2 separate regions of the Homo sapiens genome follow, and region 1 is linked to region 2. The links are chromatin contacts, found by Hi-C in ENCODE. All regions are on one chromosome and are shown on one strand. Each heading gives the region's core, a stretch centred on a gene start or an enhancer-like site at or near the end of the contact. The rest is flanking DNA. Distances are from core to core; before and after follow the strand shown. Region 1 holds the start of MYBPH (myosin binding protein H). Region 2 holds the start of LINC01353 (long intergenic non-protein coding RNA 1353).

Evidence for each region. Hi-C counts contacts between places; a loop is a spot of excess contacts on that map. Pooled maps may share reads with other maps.
Region 1: a loop to region 2 is called in a pooled map, with 2.8 times the contacts of the local background. The contact joins the promoter of MYBPH here to the promoter of LINC01353 in region 2. A Hi-C loop is called at or near these places in 1 of 50 pooled maps.

The regions. Positions count from the first base shown.
Region 1 is chr1:203,174,107-203,177,987 of GRCh38, forward strand. MYBPH (myosin binding protein H) reads right to left here and starts at 1,720. Exons shown (of 11, transcript NM_004997.3): 1 at 1,445-1,720; 2 at 1,221-1,355; 3 at 324-491. The coding sequence starts at 1,649. RefSeq lists enhancers at 1-384, 3,302-3,881.
Region 2 is chr1:203,284,693-203,288,798 of GRCh38, forward strand. It overlaps LINC01353 (long intergenic non-protein coding RNA 1353), which reads left to right and starts at 2,460. Exons shown (of 3, transcript NR_117097.1): 1 at 2,460-2,619; 2 at 3,297-3,614; 3 at 3,813-4,106. RefSeq lists an enhancer at 2,266-3,465.

The sequences.
Region 1 (3,881 bases), core at 470-2,969, 110 kb before region 2:
AGATTAGATGGGAGATAGAACAGATGGACTCTTAGCATTGAGCAGGTGACCCAGGGAACTTGACCTTTTGTTTCTGAGCCCCTTTCTCAAGGCGTGGGGGCTGGACCACTCAGGGAAATGGCTTCTTAGACCTCCAGAGGCCCCTTACTGCTGAGGAACCTGGAACTTTCTTAAGGCAAGATGGTGATAGCGTGTGGCTTGTGCATGTGAGCGTGGGACGGGGGAAATGACTGCCTGGTTCCCTCTACCTGCTGGCCTCAGTTTCTCCATTAGATAAGGTGTTTGGGAAGGGCTGGGTAGCTGAAGGCCAGGATGGGCTTTACCAATGTTCTCTCGGATGTGGATGGGCTGGTCCAGCATGGCCGGCGGGCCAGCCCCTGCAGAACTCACTGCAGACACGCGCAGGAGGAACTTGTCTCCCAGAGCCAGGTTCCGCACAGTCTGCTGGGTCACCATCATGGGCCGGGCACTCACAGGCACCCACTCCGAGGCTGAGGGGATGGAGAGAGTGTGAGGTCTTTGCAATGTGGCCACAGGCGCCCCTCTCCATGGGGCTTCTTTTCCTGCTGGTGATCTGGGGAAATCAGCCTCCCTCTCTGGGCCTCATTTTCCCCTTGTTTGCCTTCCCTGACTTCTTGTCAAATGGCATCAAAGACACCTGATGTTAGAGCCCTGAAATTGTGGCTAGAGATGAGGTTGTTGAAGCCCAGAGAGGGTTGGACACATTTGCAAAGTCACACAGCAAGGTAGGGGCAGAGGCAGAGGCCAGGCTGGACTTGGGCCATGGAGGGGGACAGTGGCAGCAGGGATGTGGCCCCCACACCCCCACCCCATTCCCGCTTTCTCCTCACTGTCTCTTACGCTAACATTCCCCTCTCCAGCTCCTCCCTTTCCACTTCCTACAGTTCGGGGTCCTCTGAGACTTAGCACTTCCTTCCCTTCTCACCAAAGGAGAACCCAGTGTCCCCTTACCCTTCCCTTACTCAGAAGCTCCTTGGAGCTGAGGACAAGGGAGCCCCTCAACCCACCCACCTACCCTTTCTTGCTCTCCTGCTGGTGGAGCAAGAAAGGGCAGGTGGGTGGGTTGAGGAGCCTACTGCTCGCATCCCCTCCTTCTGTATCTCTCCCAGACTGACCAACCACAGGGCCTGTGCACTTGTCCCTGCAGCCCTCCATGACAACCTCCCCTGGGTGTATGCAAGACTTAGCCCAGCACTCACCTCCCTCTCTGCAGAGCTCCAGCACATAGCCCTGGAGGCCCAGCCTCCCCAGCCTCTCTGGGGGCTCCCAGCTCACAGTCACAGAGCTGCTGCTCACATCATCCAGGGTCAGCAGCAGTGGGGCACTGGGGACATCTGGGGAGATGAAGAGGTTCATGGCCAAGAGCTCCCCTCCACCCCTGACATGCCTGCCTCCCTCCTCCCCCTGCCCCACCTTCAGTCACCTTCACTTGGGGGTGCAGGCTTAGTGGCTGTGGAGGCTGTAGGGGCCTGTGGGGCAGGGGCCTGCGGCTTGGGCACCTGCTCTTCTCTGGTGGACTCTGATACTGCCACTTCTCCGGGAGGCTCTGCTGTGGGCACCTTGGCAGATTCAGATGCGGTCTCCTCTGGACTGCAGGCAGGGCCCTCGGAGGTGTTTTTTTCCATCATTGCTGGACTGGCTGGGGGGCCAGGGTGGAGTGTGCAGGGGTCAGCCGTTGGGGGGCCTGGGCCTCTAGGGTGCCTGGGACACCTAGGTCCAGGCTTATATAGTCAGGGGCTGCCCCACCCCCAGCAAACGATTCCCAGCTGTGGGGTCAGGTCAAGCAGGAGGACTGGAGGGTGGAGAGGCGCCCAGGCCAGGAATAGCTCTGGGGGAGGAACCACAAGGGCCCCTTGAGGAGTCACTTCCTCATCCATCTCCCCGACTGGCCTTCAACAGCCAGGGTGCTGGTGCCCAGCTGGGGGAGGGCGCAGATGGGTGAGATGGGACATCGAGCAGGCCGCGTGCCAGGTGTCAGGGCAATAGGAGGAAGAACTTCTATCTGGAGAATGAGCCCAGCTCAGGCTCTGTGTGTCTGGCGTCTATGGGGCCACTTGTTCCCAGAGCTTCTCAGACTGGGTGCTGGGGCCCTGACAGTTTGGGACAATCGTCCTTGTGAGCACTCCCAGCTTTGCCTCTGGGGTCCACATTCCCTGGGCTCCCACAGTTCCCAGGGACTCTCGCCTGTGCTGTATGAGGCTGAGGGCCCTAGAGAGGGAGGGAATTGAGATGCTGAGGGTGGAGCTGCTCAGAGGATGGTCCTCCAGCATTGGAACCCCAGGAAGGGGCACTAAGTCTCCTGGCTCCTGTCTCAGTTGGGCGGCTGGTAAGGAGCTCGTCTCCCCTGATGCCTGCTGTGGGCCTCAGTTTTCCACCTGTTACAGAGAACCCCTCGCCCTTCGGGATGGGTTGCAGTTGTAGGCAGATCTGGAAGATGCCCTAGTGGAGGAGAGCACTCTGAAGCTTCTAGACTCTTCCAAGCAGGCTGTGGGCATGGGCTTTCTCAGTGTGCCAAAGGAGGCAGATATGGCCAGATTTCTAGTCATTGATTCATTTGTTCGATAAAATGTTAAGACTGGGAATCACTGGAAAGCCAGAAAATGCCATGTGTCAGGAAGGAGGGAGAACATTAAGAACTTTTATTGCTGGTATTGGAGCAGTCACTCTGGAAAATGTGAGAGTTTTACTAGTGCCTAGTAAAATGGATGAGGTGCCTACTCCGTGACCCAGCCGTGCCGCTCATATAACACCCACACATGCCCCAGGAGACATGGAGAAGAAGGTTCATGGCAATGTTATTTGTAATTGTTGAAATGTGGGGGAAAACAGCTGTCCCTCAACAGTGGGATGGATAAATAACTGTGGAGTGTTTATGCAACTGTAAAGCAAAATATGGGGTCAAATGAGCAACTTCAGCTACTCACAGACCCAGTGATGAGCAGAAGAGCAAGGCACACAGAAATGTTGCGTCTCATCTGTCTCATCTACATTAAATCCAAATGCAGTCAACACCAGGCTCCCTTCTTCAAGGTACATCCGTAGGCGGTAAGGCCAGAAAGGAAGATGAGGCCAGTACAAAAGTTAGGATGGCGATTGCCTCTAGGTGGAGGAACAGGGATATCTGTGATCGTGAGGGCTGCAGGGGTGCTAATGAGGTTTCCTTTCCTGACCTGGGTGGTGGTTACACAGGTTCTTACTACATAGTTATTCTTCAAATTAAACAAATACATTTATGCACTCTTTAGCACGTAAGATGTGCTCACAATTTAAAAATAAGTAAAAGTGATTTATTCAGGGCCCTCAGCAGCATGCATGCTCTTCCCTTTCCTGAGGACTGGGGACACCAGGGTGTGGCTGCCTCTCAACCCTGCTGTCTCTGCTGGGGAGTGGCAGTGCAGGGCCTGGGAGCCTCTGGATCTGGCCCTCCCTGGATGCCCTCGCCCTCTGCTAGGTGACTCCACGTCTTGCCAGGCAGGGAGTGGGTCCTGGAGACTGGATCTCCATCCTTGGCCTCTGACTCTGCAGCTATAAGTGAATGTGACTAACCCCACAGGACACTGAGTCAGCCCTGGAGAGCCTGTCCCCGGCTGGGGGAAGGGTGGCCCCAGGGGAGGGCAGTTGGCTGCCCACAAGGGCTTGCAGCCCTGGGGTTTCAAAGATGCCTGTGTGGTGGGGTGGGCAGTGGCAGGGATTAGGGAATACTTGGCCCCACCAGCCAGAGGTGAAATGCCGGGTACCCCCTCCCCACACCCCACTCCACGCCTTGCCGAGTCCTTGTTTTCTTCGCCTTCAGCAGGGCTGTGACCTTGGGATCAGTAGCATCTGCCCAGCTCCAGCTGGTTCAGATTTCAGATATTTCC
Region 2 (4,106 bases), core at 1,210-3,709:
CCTCAGAATCAGTGCAGGGTGACCCTAAACCCAGAAAGCTCTTGTGACTTTGAGGCCAGCACCACTGTCCTCAGGGCACCTGGAATTTCTTGTTAGCAGGCTGGATGTGCACTTGACTCTGCAAATTTTGGCTCTAGCAATAAGGCCACGTACTTCCTTGATTCTGGGAGGTCAAGCATTAAGTGGGAGTGTTTTTGAAGAGGGAAGAGGATGAGCCACGTCTAACATGGCCAGCCCTTTCCCTGCAGTGCCTGCTCCAAATAACAAACTGATTCAACCTGTCATTAAGTCATCCTGTTATTATGGACTCTGAACTGGTCCTCCATGGAACCACCTTGCAGCTTCCTCAGTGGAATGGCCTGGGGCAAAGATGGATAGGATCCTTCTCAGTAGGACAGGAAGTGGGAGACCCGTCCCAAGGTCCCAGTTGCCTTCTCTGATAAGATCTTTATAGCCTATTCTGTGGGATCATCATGAAGATTAAATAACACAATAAATGTGAAAGTTCTGGGATATAATATAGTTATAATAAATATATGGCAGGATAGGGACTGAATGAGTCAAGTCAGGGACACCTTGGCCAGGTGGGTTTCTTAGTTTGAAAAGGTTCTCAGACCTTCCACTTCCTAATACTCCCAAATGGCTCTCATCACCCCATTGCTGTTGATGAATGTCTCCTGTGGCTTTTAGTCCACAGGAAGGAACTGAGCATTCTCCTCTTGCTGAACCTGGAGCTCAGAGGCCAGGAGAAACATAATATATTATATATAATGTCATATATATTATATATTGATCATGCCTATTACCCCAGCACTTTGGGAGGCTGAGGTGAGTGGATGGCTTGAGCCCAGGAGTTTGAGACTAGCATGGGCAACAAGGTGAGACCCCTTCTCTTAAAAAAAAAAAGAAAAAAGAAAAAAAAAGAAAAAGAAAGAAACAAAGGTGTCGGAATCAGGGAGAGAATTTCTTTTCATAATGGTAGAGAAATTAAACTAGGAAGCCTCTTAAGTAAAGTTCTTTCTTATAATAACAATACTGAGCCCTAAGTGTTTTGCACATAGTAACTCATTAATCAAAAACAATCCAATGTGATAGATATCATTGTAATTTCTACTTTATGGATGAGGCAACTGAAGCACAGCGAATATTAGGTAACTGTTAAAGATAAGATTTGAACCCAAGCGGTCTGGCACAGCAGCCGGAACCTCCGACCACCCATCACACAGTTCCGCCTCTATTAGAAGAAGACCACTCTGGTGAGCTTCCTGGGGGAGGAGAAACTCTTGTTACAATAATCAATAATCAATCAAATTTCCAAGGAGATTTCTCTGGACCTTTGGAGGGAGATTCAAAAGCCCTTCTCCATCCCACTTCTAGGTCTGCTTGCTAAGTCAGGAATAAAGCTACCCTGGATCTTCTGGAACTTTCTGTTCTCTGAGGCAGGAGGGCATTTCTTTGGCCAGGACCTCCCAGCTCAGAGGCTCATTGGCCCCAGAAACATGGGTGGCCCACTGGAGGTGGGCTGTGCCAGTTGGCTTTCAGACGGGAAGCTGCTGGGCACGCTTGTTCTCCACCACACCTCTGCAAGGTGAACCTGGGACTGGGAGGGACAGCCTGCTGAGGACTGAGAGCGTGGGACACTTATGACTGTCACACTCCTTCTCTGCAAATCTTCCTCTAAAAGGCTTCCCAGGGCTTGGCTCTGCTTGGTTCTCTGAGCTCCTCCTGCAGGCAGCTGCCTTTCAGTTCACTATTGTATCCCAGTGAATCCAAAATTAGCTTGATTCACAACAGAAAATGAGCACAAAACCCCTCTATAGCCAGAGAGTGATTGTCTACAAAGTCCTATGTGGTAGAAATAAGGCTTTGCCCCAAGGAGCCATCTGGCTGTGTGCCCTCTCCCACACGCACACTTCCATTTGGCACACTTATTGTTATCCTGTGCTGTGAGGGAACAGAGGTACTGGCCACGGATCCATTGCAGAGGAGCCAGCTTATACTCCCACGGTGCTAGGAAGGAGGCGGGACAGGTAAGACAAGCACACAAACCATGGAAAAAACTGGAGGAAACTTTCCACACCTCTTAAGCAACTGGTGCATTTCCCTGTGGTGTAGGTTGAGTAAGTAAGCCCGAGGAGAGAGGATGGGGTGGACTCAGATGCCCAGGGAGGCAAGTCTTGGTTTGGGGTTTTCAGGAAGGCAGGGCCACTTGTAGAGATTGCAGCTGGTGGTGAACTGGGGTCTGTGGAGGTGGCAGGCAGAAATAGCAACTCGTGTGTCCATGGTGGCACCGTTTTCAATGCGCCTTCATAACCATATCTCGTTTGATCCTGACAGTCCCTCTATAAGCAGTTTGCCACTGTCATTTTTCAGATGAAAACATCGAGGCTTAGAGGGGTTTCTGAGTAGCTGAGAAGTCAGGACTTCACACTCCCGATCTTTCCCCTGGCCTCCAGTTTGCCTGGCAAAGTCACAGGAAGTATCTCCATGGCACCGCATCAGCCCTCACAGAGCAGGAAACCTTGATTTCTACAGAGGCTGTTTCCTCCCAGCCTTGTGCAAGGCCCACTGCAGAGACAAAATTATGGTGGCCAAAGTGTGAATGCCAAGGCCACACTGGTAAGAGCCAGTGGCTGGGCAGCTGCAGTCACCCCACCGAAGGTAGACGGGTGTGGCTCAGTGGCAGGCAGAGGCTGGTCCCCACAGGGAGGAGGAGGGAGCCTGTGGGCGGCCCAGGGGCTGCCCCTCTGTCCCCAGGGGAGTGGGTGGAGGCCTGAGGGGGACTGTGCTGAGATGTTTGGTCATCAGAGGTCTGGGTGGGGGGTTGGGGAGGTAAAGCAAGAGTCTCTTATTTTTAAACCAATCAATGAGAGGACAGCTGTTCTTTGTTTCCATGAGCTCAGCAGAAGAGGAAATGGTTTGCCTGTGCGGTGGGGGAGGAGGAGAGGGTAGGGTTTTAGGTTAGTGCCCTGGCTGTGATGAAGTGGAACTTGTTACCCAAGGACTTCCCTTTTAGGCAGAATGTCTGCTTTCCTACCAGGAAGAGTGGCTTGGCCCTCTGCTGAGGCTCTCAGAGGTTCTCCCAGCCTTGGGATCGCTGAGTAAAACCAGTCAGCACCATGTCACCCTATGGAGACTGGTATTACCTTGCGCCTGTGTGTGGTGACAGCGGGCATCCTTTGGCCTGCATAGCAAAGGGCCACTCCCCTCCTTTCCTCCTGTCTCCCTTCTTCCCCAACCCCTCTCTCTTGGAGGACAGAGTCTGCTCCCCTAAATTCTACTGGGTTCTTTTTCAGGCCTCCATCCCTGGGATTTGCTGGTAGAAGAAAGGGAATCAGCGCTGACTGAGCTCCTACTATGTGCCCTTCCTGGGCCTGGCACTGGAATCACAGGATGAATGAATAAGGCATATTTCCTGCCCTGAGGAGGCGTCTATAGGGGAAGTCGGAATTAAGGCACCTCCAGAATTCTGAGGTCAAGGGAATGTCAACAGAGCTGTGAACAAAATGCCCAAAGCCATGAAAATCTACAGAGAGAGACTCGAAGGGGAGGAATGGGGTAGGAGCTGGTGCCGAGGATGAGAGGGGAGAATTCACCTGGTGGAGAACTGATAGGTGGGGGCTGTTTTCAAAGTATTTTCACAAACGTTTATTCTCTTGACTCTCACAATAAACGAAGCCAGCCAGAAAGTATTCTCCCCATTTCAGTGATAAGGAAATGGAGGCTCAGAAGGGTGGAATGGCCCAGGGCAGGGCAAAGCTGGGGTGGAAGCATCGGTCTTGTGCTTCCACACTCATTGCACTTTCTTCCAGGCCAGGCTGAGGTCGGGATGGTGGAGGAGGTGGTGGAGGTGATGAGGTACCAGAGCAACCTCGAAGAAAGCTGAGAGGCAGGAGACCGCCAAAGGCAAACTTGGAACACCTGGTGACTCCGACTAACTCTCCATGTGGTGTCCTTGAGGACTTTTATGATACTGCTACCACTGCTAATAGTAATAAAAGCCACTATTTAATGTGTTTACTATGCGCTGGGTGTGCAAATATTGTGGAAAGAGTGAACATATGTGCAGAATGCTTAATAAACGTGATCTCCTTTTATCTTCAAAA